2 separate regions of the Homo sapiens genome follow, and region 2 is linked to region 1. Evidence: read pairs that join two places in POLR2A ChIA-PET (ENCODE). Cell type or tissue: IMR-90. All regions are shown on one strand. Each heading gives the region's core, and the rest is flanking DNA. Links, peaks and the distances in the headings are about the cores only. Region 1 overlaps ZNF490 (zinc finger protein 490). Region 2 overlaps TNPO2 (transportin 2).

Region 1 (10,266 bases), core at 3,781-6,280:
TTACAGAAGTCCTATGGTTGAAGCACTCTGTGAAAATAAAGAAGATTGTCCATGTGGAAAAAGCACTAGCCAGATTCCTGATCTTAATACGAACCTGGAAACTCCTACTGGATTAAAACCATGTGACTGCAGTGTGTGTGGGGAAGTCTTCATGCATCAGGTCTCCCTTAATAGGCACATGAGATCTCACACTGAACAGAAACCAAATGAGTGTCACGAATATGGAGAGAAGCCACATAAATGCAAAGAATGTGGGAAAACCTTCACTCGCAGCTCCAGTATTCGAACCCATGAAAGAATTCACACTGGAGAGAAACCCTATGAATGTAAGGAATGTGGCAAAGCCTTCGCATTTCTCTTTTCCTTTCGAAACCATATAAGAATTCATACTGGAGAGACACCCTATGAATGTAAGGAATGTGGGAAGGCATTCAGATATCTCACTGCTCTTCGGCGCCATGAAAAAAATCACACTGGAGAGAAACCCTACAAATGTAAACAGTGTGGAAAAGCCTTTATATATTACCAGCCTTTTCTAACCCACGAAAGGACTCACACTGGAGAGAAACCTTATGAATGTAAGCAATGTGGGAAAGCCTTCAGTTGTCCCACGTACTTACGGAGTCATGAGAAAACTCATACTGGAGAGAAACCTTTTGTATGTAGGGAATGTGGGAGAGCCTTCTTTTCTCACTCAAGCCTTCGAAAACACGTGAAAACCCACACCGGAGTTCAACCTTATACATGTAAGAAATGTGGGGAAGCCTTCAAGTCATCTAGTTCCTGTGAAGTGCACGAAAGAACTCATTTTGGAGAAAAACCCTATGAATGTAAACAATGTGGTAAAGCCTTCAATTCTTCAAGTTACCTTCAGTTGCACGAAAGAGTTCACACTGGCGAGAAAACTTACGAATGTAAAGAATGTGGTAAAGCCTTTCTTTATTCCACTCACTTTCGAATCCATGAAAGAACCCATACTAGAGAGAAACCCTATGAATGCAAACAGTGTGGTCGGGTCTTCATTTACTTCAGTCACCTTCGAAGGCACGAAAGAAGTCACACTGGAGTGAAACCATGTGAGTGTAAGCAGTGTGGCAAAGCTTTCACTTGTTTAAATTCCCTGAAAGTACACAAAAGAATTCATACTGGAGAAAGACCCTTTCAGTGTAGACAATGTGGTAAAGCCTTCAGTTACTCAAAGTCTTTGCACGTGCACGAAAGGACTCATAGTAGACAGAAGCCCTAAGAAAGTAAAGTGTGGTAATGCTGTCAGTTGTATTAGTTCCTTTTGGATGTATGAGAGTACTTACGCTGGAGAGAAATTCAAGGAATGTAAACGGTGTGATTAAGCCTTCAGTTGTCCTAATTCCCTTTGAAGACGTGACTCATGCGGCAATGAAATATTTAACAAATGGGGGAGGAACTTGCACTCTCCTGCGGGATTGCAGATATGTGAATGGACTCCATGGACAGAAAAGCTACGAATGTATGGAGTGTAGGAAAGCCTTCACTTCACGTAATCTTTTAAAGACACCTGAGAATATATACTGGAGAGAAACTATAAAGAAAATTCTATATCCATCCCATCTTTTGTGGGGTTTGTTTTTTGTTTTTGTTTTTGTTGAGATGTAATTTTGCTCTTGTTGCCCAGGCTGGAGTGCAGTGGTGCGATCGCGGCTCACCGCAACCTCCGCCTCCCGGATTCAAGCAATTCTCCTGCCGCAGCCTCCCAAGAAGCTGGGATTACAGGCATGCGCCACCACGCCTGGCTAATTTTGTAATTTTAGTAGAGATGGGGTTTCTCCATGTTGGTCAGGCTGGTCTCAAACTCCTGACCTCAGGTGATCTGCCTGCCTCGGCCTCCCAAAGTGCTGGGATTACAGGTGTGAGCCACAGCACCCAACCTTTTTTTCCCCGCCGCACCCCAAGATGGTGTCTCACTCTGTTGCCCCAGGCTGGAGTGCAGTGGTGTGATCCTGGCTCACTGTAACCTCTGGGTTCAAGCAATTCTTCTGCCTCAGCCTTCCAAGTAGCTGGGATTACAAGTGCCCACCACCATGCCCAGCTAATTTTTATATTTTTAGTAGAGACAGTGTTTCACCATGTTGACCAGGCTGATCTTAAACTCTTGACCTCAAATGATCCACCCACCTTGGCCTCCCAAATTGTTCGTTTTACTTTTTTTTTTTTTTTTTTTTGAGCTGGAGTCTTACTCTGTTGCCTAGGCTGGAGTGAAAGTGGCGCAACCTCTGCCTCCCAGGTCAAAGCAATCCTGCCTCAGGCCCCCTAGTAGCTGGCATTACAGGCACATGCCACCACGCCCAACTAATTTTTATATTTTTAGTAGAGACGGGGTTTCACCATGTTGGCCAGGCTGGTCTTGAACTCCTGACCTCAGGTAATCCACCTGCCTTGGCCTCCCAAAGTGCTGGGATTACAGGCGTGAGCCACCACACCCGGCCCCCAGTTCTTTTTTTTTTTTTTTGAGACGGAGTCCTTGCCCAGGCTGGAGTGCAGTGGCGCGATCTCAGCTCACTGCAAGCTCCGCCTCCTGGGTTCACGCCATTCTCCTGCCTCAGCCTCCCGAGTAGCTGGGACTACAGGCGCCCGCCACCACGCCCGGCTCATTTTTTGTATTTTTAGTGGAGACGGGGTTTCACCGTGTTAGCCAGGATAGTCTTGATCTCCTGACCTCGTGATCCGCCCTCCTCGGCCTCCCAAAGTGCTGGGATTATAGGCGTGAGCCACCGCGCCCGGCCTCCAGTTCATTTTAAAACCATGAAACCACCCACACTGGAGAGCCACCTTCTTAAATGTAAGCAATATGGGAACATCTTCAATGACATCTGCAACCATTGTCGAGATTCTTCGTAGGAAGAATTAAAGGAATGGGGAAGAAGGACTTGGGCCCCAGCAGGCCTTTTGTGGCATCCAGTCAGAAGTTAGGAAACACCCTCTAGGGCAGTGCCTGCCCTCAGCTCTCACACATGACTGGAGAGAAGTGAGAAGACTCCCAGAATCTGCCTTTTAAGTTTCCATCAGTGTCCTCGGGTCAGACTGTGGGAATGCTGTACTTCTAAGACAAAGGTTCGCATCTTACAGTTTTTCCCCAAGTGGGATCTGCCTATGCACATCCTAATTCACAGACATTGTCAGCATTGCATTATTCCAGGGCTGTTTTGAGGTCATCTCCAGCTCCATTTCCCATCTCAAACCTACACTTTGGACACTTGTTTAAACATTCACATCTGAATTTCTCTGTGGCAACCGCAGGTGGCTCTGAGGTGAGAGACTGAAGAAGCAGAGCCTGTATCATGGGACACACACCCCTTGACCACACAGCATCCACTCTCCTGCGGTTACCAGCCCTGCACCAACCACCACAGTCAGAATAATCTCAAAACTGCTAGTGGAGTCACAGACACACTCTGCCATGTCTTAGCTGTAGGACACTCAGAATTCTTACCTCCCCTAACTTGCTTTCCCTGTTTTCTGGCACATTCTACCCTGAGATATTCAGCGGCATATGCACTGATGATGCTCCGGCCTTCTCACGTCAGTGCATGTCACATGCATCCTGCTCCAGGACTGGTTTCCTAGCCTCCCGCTAAGACTAGCACTTAGCTCTTCTTGGAAAAGGACCCACCCTGCAGCGCTCCAGCTCTGTTGTGTATGGGAGGTGCTGGTGTCAGGGTTCACAAGCCATGGAACTACCTTGCTTCACATCACAAGGCAAGGTGAACTCAACTCCCAATAAACTGCTTGCTGGAGCCTCCGAATTCTCCGTTTTCTGAATTGCATAGGCACGATAGGGGTCGGGTCTGTCCTTTGTTGGAGTCAGTCCCCCCTTTTCTTAGCAAGTCAGTGTGTTTTAGAAGGGAGGTGGCAGCATTGAGGGAAACCAGGTCACCATCCACCCTCGTAACAACAGTCTCCCTGGGTGGGTCCCAGAAGTGATCTTTGTGTCGCTCGGGTCGGAACTCTTTAGGCCTCTGGCCTCCACCCTCCCCCAACAGCAGGGATGGGTCAGGTGGCAGCATCCAAAACCACGGTGAAGATACTAGGGTCCAGAGGCCGACTGGAGCAAGGTTTGCTGGCAGATGAGGCCTCAGTGGAAGTGACGGCTACTGTGGAGATGCAGTGGAGGACCTGGTGGCTGAGCCAGGAGATGCACACCTTCGCTTCTCTCACCAGGAACATTCGCTTCTCTCACCAGGAACATTTATGGTAGTATGAGGGGTTGGAACATTATTACTCAACCCATTTCAGGTCCTTTCACATTCTTGAGCTGCCATGTTGTGCTTTTGTAGAGAGATGATTATTGTACTGTGGGAGGTCAGGAAGTTCGAGATTCCTTCACTGTCAGAATGGGCTCAAGGAGCCATCTTTTGTGATAGGTATTGGGGAACTAAGGGGTATCTCTGCTACAGGAATGGGAGTGAGAACATTCACTTTTTGAAGGACAAGTATATGTGGGTCTATGATGATGTTTTTGTAAAACCCTTTTGTGTATGTGTCTGTGTGAGTCCTAATATTCAGTAAGTATTTTCCTCTGTGTAACTCCCTCTAATAGGTGTAGTCAACAAAGCTGTGCTAATATCTCTGTCCCCTTGATCCTGGCATTCTGGAAGACACGAAAGCAAGCAAGGATATATAAGGCACTGTGGTGGTTATTCCCGAGGAGCCAGAGAAACCTGGAGAAGAGATCAGAACACCTGGGGTCCTTCTATTTGGGAGAATCTTTTAGTATCTGGGCTGTTACACCTGTGGGTTTGTGAATTTGTGTCTGTCCACCTGTATGTACAGTGATAACGTGTGTGATTTTTGTATATTTGTCTAGAGGGCTGTGTGTATATATATTTATATATATTTTTAAATATGGAATGCTTTTAGGTTTTTTTTTTTTTTTTTTTTTTTGAGATGGATTCTCACTGTTGCCAGGCTGGAGTGCAGTGGCACAATCTTGGCTCACTGCAACCTCCACTTCTCAGGTTCAAGCAATTCTCCTGCCTCAGCCTCCTGAGTAGCTGGGACTATAGGCGCGTGCCACCACAACCAGCTAAATTTTTTTGTATTTTTAGTAGAGATGGGGTTTCACCATGTTGACCAGGATGGTCTCAATCTCCTGACCTTGTGATCCACCCACCTCGGTCTCCCCAAAGTGCTGGGATTACAGGCGTGAGCCACTCTGCCTGGCTGGTTATTTTGTTTGTTTGTTGTTTTTTTGAGACACAGTCTCGCTCTGTCACCAAGCTGGACTGCAGTGGCATGATCTCGGCTCACTGCAATCTCTGCCTCCCAGGTTCAAGCAATTCTCCTGTTTCAGCCTCCTGAGTAGCTGGGATTACAGGCGCGTGCCACCATACCGAGCTAGTTTTTTTATTTTTAGTAGAGACGGGGTTTCACCATGTTGGCCAGGATGGTCTCGCCCTCCTGACCTTGTGATCTGCCTGCCTCGGCCTCTCAAAGTGCTGGGATTAGAGGCTTGAGCCACCAGGCCCGGCTGGAATGCTTGCATTTTCTTGCCTGATTTCCCTGGGAGCACCCCCCTTAACACTGAATGGAGCTGGTGAGAGCAAATATCCTTGTTTCTGATATTAGATATTAAAAATATGGTTTTTCACCATCAAAGATTTTATTGAGTTTTTCATATATGCCTTGTAGCAATTTGAGTAAATTATATTCCTTGTTTGTTGCAGATTTTTAATCATAAATGGGTGTTGAATTATGTCATGCTTTTTTGCATCAATTGAGACTGTCATTTTTCCGTCATTTCCTAATGTGGTGTATTCCACTGATCAATTTCCATATGGTGAACCATCCTTACATTCCAGGGACAAATCTCACTTGGTTATATTGCATAATGCTTTGAATATATTGCTTTATATGCTTTGCTGGCATTTATTTCAAGATTTTTGCATCAGTACTCATAAGGGACAGGAATGCCATCTTCCTTGCTCTCACGCCATGTCACACTTGCTTGAGAGCCCTGCATTGTTCTCTCTGATACCTCATTTTTGTAATAAGCCTTTTCATACTCTCGGTGTGTGTGTGCACCACATAGCTCTCGGTGTCAACCTCTGAAGCACACCTTTTCAGGCAACCGTAACAGTTGGCACTGTCAGCAGGATGTCTAGATGTTGGTCACCATGCAATGGGTCAGCTTTCCCTTTCTCTCAGGTGCTAACCTGCTCTGCTACCTGGTGGCCAGCATGCTCTTTGAGCTGCTGCTGCTTGCTGCTCTGTGTTCCATTGCTGAGGCCGAACAAACTTGTGTTCCAGATTTAGCCAACCGAAGATGGCAGTTTCTATAAGTCTTTGGCATTTAGGAGCAGGAGTATCGGATTTGGGCCCTCCTTAAAATGGTCTGGGCTAGGAGTTTTCACTTTGCCTTTCTATGTAGAATGAAGCTGGGACTGATGCTAGGTGTTGGCCTTGTCCTGTAGGTCTGGTGGTGGGGGCTGGTGGTGAGATTTTATCTTGTGCATGTTGGGGCCCCATTAGTGGTCATTCCTGAAAGAGCAGTCATTTGAAAATGAGAAAGAGCCTGGCGCAGTGGTGGTGGCTCACGCTTGTAATCCCACCACTTTGGGAGGCCAAGGCAGACAGATCACCTGAGGTCAGAAGTTTGAGACCAGCCTGGCCATTATGGTGAAACCCCATCTCTACTAAAAATACAAAAATTAGCTGGGCATAGTGGTGGACGCCTGTAATGCCAGCTACTCGGGAGGCTGAGGCAGTAGAATCTCTTGAACCTGGGAGGCAGAGGTTGCAGTGAGCCGAGATCGCACCACTGCACTCCAGCCTGGGCGACAGAGTAAGACTCCGTCTCAAAAAAAAAAAAAAAAAAGTGAGAAAGAAGGCTAGGCGTGGTGGTTTACACCTGTAATCACAGCTACTCAGGAGACTGAGGCAGGAGTATCACTTGAACCTGGGAGGTGGAGGTTGCGGTGAGCTAAGATTGCCCTACTGCACATAAACCTGGGCAGCAGAGCGAGACTCCATCTCAAAAAAAAGAAAAAAGAAAAAATGCGAAAGAAGAGAAGGTGGGGAAGCTACCATTAGATGGTGTCCTGAAGTTCACACTCAGCTGGACCTTTAAGTACCTCTGCTGCTGCCGCTGCCCATGCCTCTATCTCAACAGAGACCCTGATCCTCTGGGTTATAAGGGACAACCCCTGTGGCATTCCTGTAGCTCAACAAACGTATTCAAACCTGAATAAATCCCAGTATCCTTAAATTATGTAAAGCATCTGTTGTCATCCAGGAAATTCCTGCTAGGGTTTCAATGTCTTCTCCATAGTTATTGAAATATGGTCCAGTGTAGTGGTTTTAGGCCTAGTGGGAGGTGTTTAAGTCATAGGGTAGATGCCTCATGAAAGACTTCATGCTCTTCTCATTAGTAAAATCTTGTTCAGGCTGCATCTGGAGAGGGTTTCACCTGCCTACATTTGCGGCAGAAAGCAGAAGGGGAACCAGCGTGTGCAGAGATCACGTGGTGAGACAGGAAGTAAGAGGACATCAAGGAAGACAGACCCTTTAATAACCTACTCTCGTGGGAACCATTCCTGTGAAAGCAATAACAGAAGGGCGTTAATCTATTGTGATGGAGTTGCCTTTTTGACCCAAACACCTGCCACCTGGCCGCACCTCTCAAAACAGCTGCTTTGGAGATCAGATGTCAACGTGAGGCCAGGCATAGTAGCTCACACCTGTAATGCCAGTGCTTTAGGACACAAGGTGGGAGCATTACTTGATCCCAGGAAGTTGAGACCAGCCTGGTCAGCATAGCTAGGCCCCATTTAATTAATTTATTTATTTATTTATAGATGGAGTCTCCCTGTTGCCCAGGCTGGAGGCGCGATCTCGGCTCACTGCAATCTCCGCCTCCCGGGTTAAAATTTTTAATTTTAACATCTCTGTAATGCACTAACTGACAATCCTTCATGGGATTAATCAATCCCAGGAATCAGTTATATCTAGGAGTCCCACTAAATGTAAGAAGGTACACTCTATAATTTATTTATTTATTTATTTTGAGACAGAGTCTTGCTCTATGGCCCAGGCAGGAGTGCTGAGACAGACTCTCACTCTGTCGCCCAGGCTGGAGTGCAGTGGCGCGATCTCAGCTCACTGCAACCTCCACCTCCGGAGTTCAAGCTATTCTCCTGCCTCAGCCTCCCGAGTAACTGGGACTACAGGCACGTGCCACCACACCTGGCTAATTTTTTGTATTTTTAGTAGAGATGGGGTTCCACCATGTTGGTCAGGCTGGTCTCGATCTCCTGACCTTGTGATCCACCAGCCTCGGCCTCCCAAAGTGCTGGGATTACAGGAGTGAGCCACCTCACCTGGCCTGACTTGAGCTCCCAATAGCTTGCAGGTAAGAGTTTTTGGGTTTTTTGTTTTGTTTTGTTTTGTTTTTCTGAGACGGAATCTTGCTCTGTCACCCAGGCTGGAGTGCAATGGTGCAATCTCGGCTCACTGCAACCTCTGCCTCCTGGGTTTAAGCAATTCTCCTGCCTCAGTCTCCCCCGTCCCCGCCCCCGAGTAGCTGGGATTACAGGCACCTGCCACCACGCCCAGCTAATTTTTTGTATTTTTAGTAGAGATGGGGTTTCACCATGTTGGCCAGGCTGGTCTTGGACTCCTGACCTCGGGTGATCTGCCCACATTGGCCTCCCAAAGTGCTGGGATTATAGGGGTAAGCCACCGCACCTGGCCGCAGGTAAGAGTTTTTAAAGGCAGGAGTATTGTAAAGACAGCAGGGGAAACACACACACAGACACACACGGAAAAGGCAGGGGTAAATTTCAGGAAAGCAGAGGCTACAGGCAAGAATCATAAATCAGTACATGGAGGTTACACAGTGGTATAAGCTTAAAAGAATGGAATATCTTGAAGTGGGGCTCATAAGTCACAGGTAGATTCAAAGATCACATTTGCAATTGGTTAAGGAAGAAAGAAGTAAGCTGGGCGCGGTGGCTCACGCCTGTAATCCCAGCACTTTGGGAGGCCGAGGCCGGCGGATCACCTGAGGTCAGGAGTTCGAGACCAACCTGATCAACATGACGAAAACTGGTCTCTACTAAAAATACAAAAATTAGCCGGGCGTGGTGGTGGGTGCCTGTAATCCCAGCTTCTCGGGAGGCTGAAACATGAGAATAGCTTGAACCCGGGAGGCGGAGGTTGCAGTGAGCCAAGATTGCGCCATTGCACTCTAGCCTGGGCAACAGAGCGAGACTCCATCTCAAAAACAAACAAAAAAAAAAGGAAGAGAGAAGTTTTGTTTAAAAATTTAAGCTAGGCTGGGCAAATGGCTCACACCTGTAATCCCAGCTACTTGGGAGACTGAGGCAGGCGAATCGCTTGAACTCGGGAGGTAGAGGTTGCAGTGAGTTGAGATCACGCCATTGCACTCCAGCCTGGGCAACAAGAGTGAATCTCCGTTTCAAAAAAAAAAAAAAAACTTTAAGTTAGGTGCGGTGGCTCATGCCTGTAATGCCAGCACTTTGCGAGGCCTAGGCAAGAGGATCATTTGAGGCCAGGATTTCAAGACCAGCCTAGGCAACATAACAAGACTTCATCTCTGAGAAAAATGAGGTCATAAGATTAAAAAAAAGAAAAATCGGGTTGTCACGCGTGTCCGTGTGAAGAGACCACCAAACAGGCTTTGTGTGAGCAGTAAAGCTGTTTATTTCACCTGGGTGCAGGCAGGCTGAGTCCAGAAAGAGTCAGTGAAGGGAGATAGGGGTGGGGCTGTTTTATAGGATTTGGGTAGGTAGTGGAAAATTACAGTCAAAGGGGGTTGTTTTCTCGCGGGCAGGAGTGGGGGTCATAAGGTGCTCAGTGGAGGAGCTTCTGAGCCAAGAAAAGGAATTTCACAAGGTAATGTCAGTTAAGGCAGGAACCAGCTATTTTCACTTCTTTTGTGATTCTTCACTTGCTTCAGGCCATCTGGATGTATTCGTGCAGGCTTGGGCTCAGAGGCCTGACAGGGGTCAGTAGAAAAATAACTGGTTACAGGGAGTGACTTTCTCTAATCCCCCAAGGAAGAAACAGAACAAAGGTCAAGTTTAGTCTTCACTTCTTCCTTATCTAGGAGTCTGTGCCAGTGAATGGATCTGTTCAGCGGGGGTCCTCAGTGGGGTTCCAAGCCTCTGAAAGACAACTCCGGGATGTATGTTAAGATGTTATCCTGCCGGGCGTGGTGGCTCACGCCTGTAATCCCAGCACTTTGGGAGGCTGAGGCGGGCAGATCACGAG
Region 2 (7,260 bases), core at 108-2,607, 120 kb before region 1:
TGGAAGGGAAAGGTGGTGTGTCCCCTGTTCCCTATTCCATCTCCCTGGGACTTCCTGCTCATCATAGTACCCAGTGAGCCCAGAGATCCTACTAGACTGGGTCAGCAATTCTAGAGAACCTTCCGGAATAGTCTGGGAACATGGTCAAGGTGGAAGGGGCTCCCCTAGAGAGGGTGGGGGTGTAGTTACTTCCCAGTTGGCCAGAAAACTGGGCCTTGCAGACCCCCTTAGCATTTTTTCCCTTTTTTTCCTTCCCTGCTTTCTACTTCTTTGGGGAGCCCCTTGTGTTTTGGAGTCTGACTGGAGTCTCGCATCCTGGGGCCTGCTCCATCCATCCCTCCTGGGCGCCAGACCCTCCATCCAAGCCCTGTGTCTTTCCATAGTCAGGGTCAGGCCCTGCATCTATTCCAAGGGGCACTCAGTACACATTCCATAAATTAGCTGGGTGTCCCTGCACGCCCACCCCATGAAACTCGAGCAGGTCTCTGGAAGCCATTTGTTAAAAAAAAAAAAAAAAGTTTTAAAAATACCTTTTAATTTTCTGGTAATTCCAGTTCTTTGAAGCATCCTCTGCTGGGTCTTGGGGTGTGTGGATGGATTGGCTGTCTGATGGGATTGGTAACCCCTCGCTACTCAAGATGGGGGGATACAAACACCTTCAGGGAAGGGGAGCCTGGTTCTTCTCGTTTTCCTTTTTTTTTTTTTTTTTAAAAAAAAACTATTTAATTTTTTAATTTATTTTTGGTTGTTTTTTGCACAATGAAGTTTCAGCTTCTCAACCTTCTCCCCTACCCAGGGCTGTGGACCCAGACTGGCCTTGAGCCACAGTCCCTCTTTCCCTCCTCACCCTCTTCCCCCTGCGGGCTCCCGGGTCTGTCCATTTGTTACTGTGCTGTGCTGGGGATTGGCGCCGAGGTGGCGTGAGATTCCACTTGTGTAGAACTTTGTTGAGTAAAGATCAGTTTCTTGTGAACTCCTTAGTCTGTGGCTTCCTGTGTCCTTGGCTTTGGTAGTGAAGAAATGTCGGGGGCACCGGGGATACTTGAGAGTGGGAAGATAGACGAATGTGAAAGATGGAAGATTAAATTTGTAACATATATGAAATGTGCAGCTCATTCTCTGGGACTTCAGCTCACTAAGGGTGAGCCATTAGTGTCACAGCCCAGGTTCAAGATGCCCCTCTGCCGTACTCTAAACTGAGTGGTAAGGGGTGAGGCCTTGCCGCACTCTTATCATCAGCTGACCCTGGGTCAAGGTTTTCATAGAAGGTTCAGCCCAGCCCCAGGCCGAGGGTAATTTAATTAATATTAGTTACAATTACTCAGGCAAATGAGAAGTAGTTTCAGCTGTGGGGGGAAACCACAATCTTCAGAATAAAATCTTTCTTTTTTTTGAGACCGGGTCTTGCTCCGTCACCCAGGCTGGAGTGCAGTGGCGCAATCATGGCTCAGTGCAACCTCAACCTCCCTGGCTCAACCAGTCCTCCCACCTCAGCCACCCAAGTAGCTGGGACTACAGGTGCATGCCACCATGCTGGCTAATTTTTGTATTTTTTGTAGAGGGGGTTTTCGCTATGTTGCTGAGGCTGGTCTTGAACTCCTGGGCTCAAGCAATCCACCTACTTTAGCCTCCCAAAGTGCTGGGATTACAGGTGTGGGCCACCGCCCCCAGCCAAAATAAAATCTTACTGCAACCTTGGTGTGGCCCAAAGACCAACGTGGGAAAATTTAAAAATACTGACACACATCCAATATTCAACAAATAAGTCCTGCATTCTAGTGAGAGGATAGAGTATAAAAAGTGGAACTGTGCTAAGTCCTATAGAGAAAAACAGGAAGGCAGAGAGAATGGTGGGGGAAACGGTTGAAATCTTATGTAGGGTGACCTGCAAAGGCCACACTGAGAAGACGATGTTTGAACAGAGCCATGGAGAGAAGAGTGTCAAGTAGAGCAAACAGCAAGGACTGCGCAGATGACCTACGTGGATTGGTTAGCTGCCTGGCTCAAAAGAGGCTTGCAGTAAATACCTGCAGTTTTTTTGTTTGAGACGGAGTTTTGCTCTTGTTGCCCAAGCTGGAGTGCAATGATGCCATCTCGGCTCACTGCAACCTCCGCCTCCCAGGCTCAAGTGATTCTCCTGCCTCAGCCTCTGAGCAGCTGAGATTACAGGTGCCTGCCACCACACCCGGCCAATTCTTTGTATTTTTAGTAGGAAGGGGTTTCACCTTGTTGGCCAGGCTGGTCTTGAACTCCTGACCTCAAGTGATTAACCCACCTTGCCTCTCGAAGTGGTGGGATTACAGGCCTGAGCCACCGCACCCGGCCAACATGCTGTTTTAGTAAGTGTGATGTTAGGCCGGGCGCAGTGGCTCACGCCTGTCATCCCATCACTTCGGGAGGCTGAGGCGGGCGGATCACGAGGTCAGGAGTTTGAGACCAGCCTGGCCAACATAGTGCGACCCCGTCTCTACTGAAAAATACAAAAATTAGCCAGGAGTGGTGGCGCGTGCCTGTATTCCCAGCTACTCTAGAGGCTGAGGCAGGAGAATCGCTTGAACCCGGGAGGCGGAGGTTGCAGCCAGCCGAGATCGCGCCACTGCACACCAGCCTGGGTGACAGAGTGAGACTCCGTCTCAGAAAAAAGAAAAAGGTAGCTTTCCACCAGGCGCGATGGTTCACGCCTGTAATCCTGGTACTTTGGGAGACCAAGTTGGGGGCGGATGGCTTGAGCTCAGGAGTTCCAGACCAGCCTGGACAACGTAGTGAAACCCTGTCTTTACAAAAGAATACAAAAATTAGCCGGGTGTGGTGGTGCGCGCCTGTAGTCCCAGCTACCTGGGGGGCCGAGGTGGAGGATCACTTGAGTCCAGAAAGCGGAGGTTGCAATGAGCCAAGCACTCCGCTTGGAGGACTGAACTGCTGTCCTCCAAGGTTGGGTTGGGGAATGGGGTCTGGAGAGGTAGTTCTGAGGCCCCAGTTCCTTTCTCAAAAAAAAAAAAAAAAAAAAAAAAAGTCACTTAACTGATGCCTCTGCAGTGTAACTGCATATTTCTGGCTCTGGGAAAAGAGGCAAGAGTTCCAATCTCTACTCCTTGAACTCGGAAAGGGGCCTTTGGGTTTCTAAGCTCAGTGTCACATATAACAGATGCCTTCGTTAAAGCAGTGTTTATTTTATGTCTAATTTAAAGAGACAGGGTCTCACTATGTTGCGCAGGTTGGAGTACAGTGGCACAACCATGGCTCACTGCAGTCTCGAACTCCTGGACTCAAGGGATCCTACCCCTTCACCTTCCTGAGTATCTGGAACTACAGGCGCGCGCCACCCCGCCTGGCTTGAGTTTCGTTTTTAGCTAGAGTTGGCTGGCTCTCGGTATCGGCTAGTTTAAAAAGCGCAGAAACAGGAACCTGCATTTTCCAGCCTAAGGCCGACGCAGTTGCAAGAGACCCTGTAAGCGGGGCGATGTTCTGTATTAAGCCAGTGTCTGACTTCGTCGCTTCCGGTGGGCGCATAAACGTCATCAGACAGCGCCGGAAGTGCCCTCGTGCTGCCTAGGAGACAAGACGCGAGGCCGGCAGCGCCCACCCGGTCGCAATGGAGCTTCCCCTAGGGCGGTGCGATGATTCCCGCACCTGGGACGATGACTCGGACCCAGAGTCAGAGACAGACCCAGACGCGCAGGCCAAGGCCTACGTGGCCCGCGTTCTCAGTCCGCCAAAATCCGGGCTGGCGTTCTCGCGCCCCTCGCAGCTATCCACACCCGCCGCGTCCCCGAGCGCTTCGGAGCCTCGGGCCGCGTCCAGGGTTTCGGCCGTAAGTGAGCCGGGCCTTCTGAGCCTTCCCCCGGAGCTGCTGCTCGAGATCTGCTCCTACCTGGACGCCCGCCTCGTGCTCCACGTCCTGTCGCGGGTGTGCCACGCGCTCCGCGACCTCGTGTCTGACCATGTCACCTGGAGGCTACGCGCGCTACGCCGCGTACGCGCGCCCTACCCAGTGGTGGAAGGTGCGCGGGGCCGGGGGCCGGGGACCGGGGGCCGGGGGCGCCCGCCCAGGTCAGGCTTGGGGCGGGGAAGAGGTACATGGGGTGTTCCGGATGCAGCCTCTGGTGCAGGCTTCGTGGCTGTCCTGGCTCAGGCTGGAGGCTAAGGTAGTTACTGGTGGTGCCGAAGCCCCTGAGGACCTCTGGGTGGACCACGAGGCAGTCAGGCACTTGGGGTCCTGAGGCTGTGAAACCCTAACATGGGGCTGTGGTTCCTGGACGACTCAGGATCCAAATATCCTCAGTCTTGGGGTCTTGTGGTACTAAGCCACTGACCCCTGATTGGGGATTGACACAGGGACTTGAAGTCTTAGGCTCTGGAGTTTATGCTGGGGCTCAAAGTGAGCCCAAGGATCCTCAGGTTCTGAGTCCAGCTTAGAAGCTGAGACAGCACCTGTTGATGTCAAAACTCCTGAGCCCTAGAGCCTTGACCCAGTTAGGGGTGAGACAGTGGCTCTTGGCCCTGAGTTGATTGGTTCCTGAGGGAAGACAGCTTGGGACCTTTGAATCGATATTGTTGATCCTGATACAGCTGGATCCTCAGGCCCTTAAGCCAAGATGTATTACAGCTTGGGTGTTTGATACCCTTAACCTGGAAGCTTTGATTCTGCTTAGAGAGGAATCAGGATCACTCCGGGATCAGTGATTCTCAAGGTGTTGCCATCCAACCCCCAGGTCAGACTCTCCCAAACAGCTTAATAAACATAGATGCTTGGACCCCGTCCATATCACAGAATCTGCATCTGGGGCTTGCATTCTGCATCTTGACAAGGCTCCCTGGTTTCCAGATACTGTTTGAGAAACAGCCCCCTTGGTCTGGTTCAGATGGCTGAGGCAGGAAGGGTTAGTCATGAGGTCCCAGCTTCTATGCTGAGCCTGAGGTCAGACCTCAACATCCTGAGACTGCTCTGCCCTGAGTTTGGGTTGGGGGATGGCGCCTGGAGAGGTAGTTCTGAGACCCCAGTTCCCAATTTCTGGAAATTGGAGTGAGTAGTCCTAGACCTGCCTGGGAAATGGGCAGGCAGGTGGTCCCAAGACCACAGCCTGGGTCGGCTTGGGGTGGGAGTAGGGATCTCCATGGGGTTCTGTCCAAGTCTGGTGTAGTGTGGGCTCCCTGGAAGCCAGGGTTGGGCTTGGCCAGCTGGCATGGGTGCTAGGGTCCCTGCCCACTGGGCACCCTACTCGTGGTAACCCACAGAGAAGAACTTTGACTGGCCGGCAGCCTGCATTGCGCTGGAGCAGCACCTGTCCCGCTGGGCAGAGGATGGGCGCTGGGTCGAATACTTCTGCCTGGCCGAAGGCCACGTGGCTTCCGTTGACTCAGTGCTGCTGCTCCAGGTGAGACGGGGTCTGTGGGGGGCCAGGCAGGGTGGGCCAGGGTGGCCCTGACAACATCACCTTGCTCCCTTTCCAGGGTGGGTCACTCTGTCTGTCGGGCTCCCGAGATCGCAACGTCAACTTGTGGGACCTGCGGCAGCTGGGGACGGAGTCCAACCAGGTTCTGATCAAGACCTTAGGCACTAAGCGAAATAGTACCCATGAGGTGAGGAGTCAGGTGGGGATAGGAGGTATGAGGCCTGAGTAGGGCATCTTGGTTAAGGCCCCAGGTTTTGGTACAGGACCGCATAGATTTGAATCTGACTTTTCTAACCTTGGTGTGACTTTGAGTGAGATGTGTGACTTCTCTGTGCCTCAGTTTCTACTTCTGTCCAGTGGGTGATTAGGATGAGGATGAAGGAGATGCATTATGCATTAATGTGGACATGCATTAAGCTCAGGCTTTTTTTTTTTTTTTTTTTGAGACGGAGTCTCGTTCTGTCACCCAGGCTGGAGTGTGGCATGATCTCAGCTCACTGCAACCTCTGCTTCCCGGGTTCAAGCGGTTCTCCTGCCTCAGCCTCCTGAGTAGCTGGGACTACAGGTGCATGCCACCACACCTGTCTAATTTTTTTTTTTTTTTTTTGAGATGGAGTCTCACTCTGTTGCTAGGCTGGAGTGTAGTGATGCAATCTCGGCTCACTGCAACCTCTGCCTCCCAGGTTTAAGCAATTCTCCTGCCTCAGCCTCCTGAGTAGCTAGGACCACCATGCCCAGCTAATTTTTTTATTTTTGGTAGAGACAGGGTTTCACCATGTTGGTCAGGATGGTCTCGATCTCCAGACCTCGTGGTCTGCCCGCCTCAGCCTCCCAAAGTGCTGGGATTACAGGCATGAGTCACCTGGCCTTTATTTATTTATATTTTTATTGAGACAGAGTCTCCCTCTGTCACCCAGGCTGGAATGCAATGGCATGATCTCGGCCCACTGCAACCTCTGCCTCCGGGATTCAAGTGATTCTCCTGTCTCAGCCTCCCAAGTAACTGGGATTACAGGTGCCTGCCACCATGCCCAGCTAATTTTTTTTTTTTAATGGAATCTCACTCTGTTGCTCAGGCTATAGTGCAGTGGCACAATCTCAGCTCACTGCAACCTTGCCTCCTGAGTAGCTGGAATTATAGGCATGTGCCACCATGCCCAGCTAATTTCTTTTGTGTGTGTGTGTGTGTGTGTGTGTGTGTGTGTGTGTGTGTGTGTGTATATATATATATATATATATATATATATATATTTTTTTTTTTTTTTTTTTTTTTTTTTTTCCTTTAGTAGAGACGAGGTTTCGCCATGTTGGCCAGGCTGGTCTCAAACTCCTGGCCTCAAGTGATCTGCCTGACTCAGCCTTCCAAAATGCTAGGATTACAGGCATGAGCCACGGTGCCCAGCCAAGCTCAGGCTTTGACACACAGTAGGTGCTCAATAGACGTCAGGTACACCTTGAGAGGCCCAGTGTAAAGCAGTTATGAGACTACCCTTGGAGATCAGCCAACTCTGAGCATGACTGTCATCTCGTGAGAGGTGGCTGTGGAGGAGCATCTCCACCAGTCGCTAAGGTGGTCAGGCCGGTAGCTGAGAGCTTGGGCTTGGGGCCAGGATGCTGGGTTCAAATTCTCACTGTGCTGCTTCCTGGCTGTGTGACCTTGAGTGAGAAACTCAACCTCTCTGGGGCCCAGTTTCCCCATTTGTAAAATGAGATACACAATATTGCCCTCCTCAGCGGGATTGGTGGGCAAAAAGTCAGCATTCAGCACCCTGTGCATATTAGCTCCTGAGGCAAGGGATGTTTTCTGCCCAATTTGCTGATGAATGAACTGAGGGAGGTGATATGGTTTGCCAGGTCACAAAGTAGA

What was found. ChIA-PET counts read pairs that join two places held together with the same protein. Peaks named below come from ENCODE experiments on the same cell type or tissue, not always from the same donor. Only the 100,000 strongest peaks of a DNase experiment are listed, where the experiment ranks them.
Region 2: POLR2A ChIA-PET joins it to region 1 with 17 read pairs; 12 of 35 experiments call an interaction of 5 or more read pairs at or near these places.

Annotation. Positions count from the first base shown.
Region 1 is chr19:12,571,465-12,581,730 of GRCh38, reverse strand. It overlaps ZNF490 (zinc finger protein 490), which reads left to right. Exons shown (of 5, transcript NM_020714.3): 5 at 7-5,631. The coding sequence ends at 1,246. Among named protein-coding and RNA genes, the nearest start is that of LINC02926, 25 kb to the right of the region's middle. RefSeq lists an enhancer at 608-1,807. In IMR-90, for the core only: no CTCF peak of the experiment used is centred there; no DNase peak of the experiment used is centred there.
Region 2 is chr19:12,692,914-12,700,173 of GRCh38, reverse strand. It overlaps TNPO2 (transportin 2), which reads left to right. Exons shown (of 26, transcript NM_001382241.1): 26 at 1-973. It overlaps FBXW9 (F-box and WD repeat domain containing 9), which reads left to right and starts at 3,543. Exons shown (of 10, transcript NM_032301.3): 1 at 3,543-4,001; 2 at 5,236-5,375; 3 at 5,452-5,580. The coding sequence starts at 3,593. RefSeq lists enhancers at 3,214-3,273, 3,584-3,633. In IMR-90, for the core only: no CTCF peak of the experiment used is centred there; no DNase peak of the experiment used is centred there.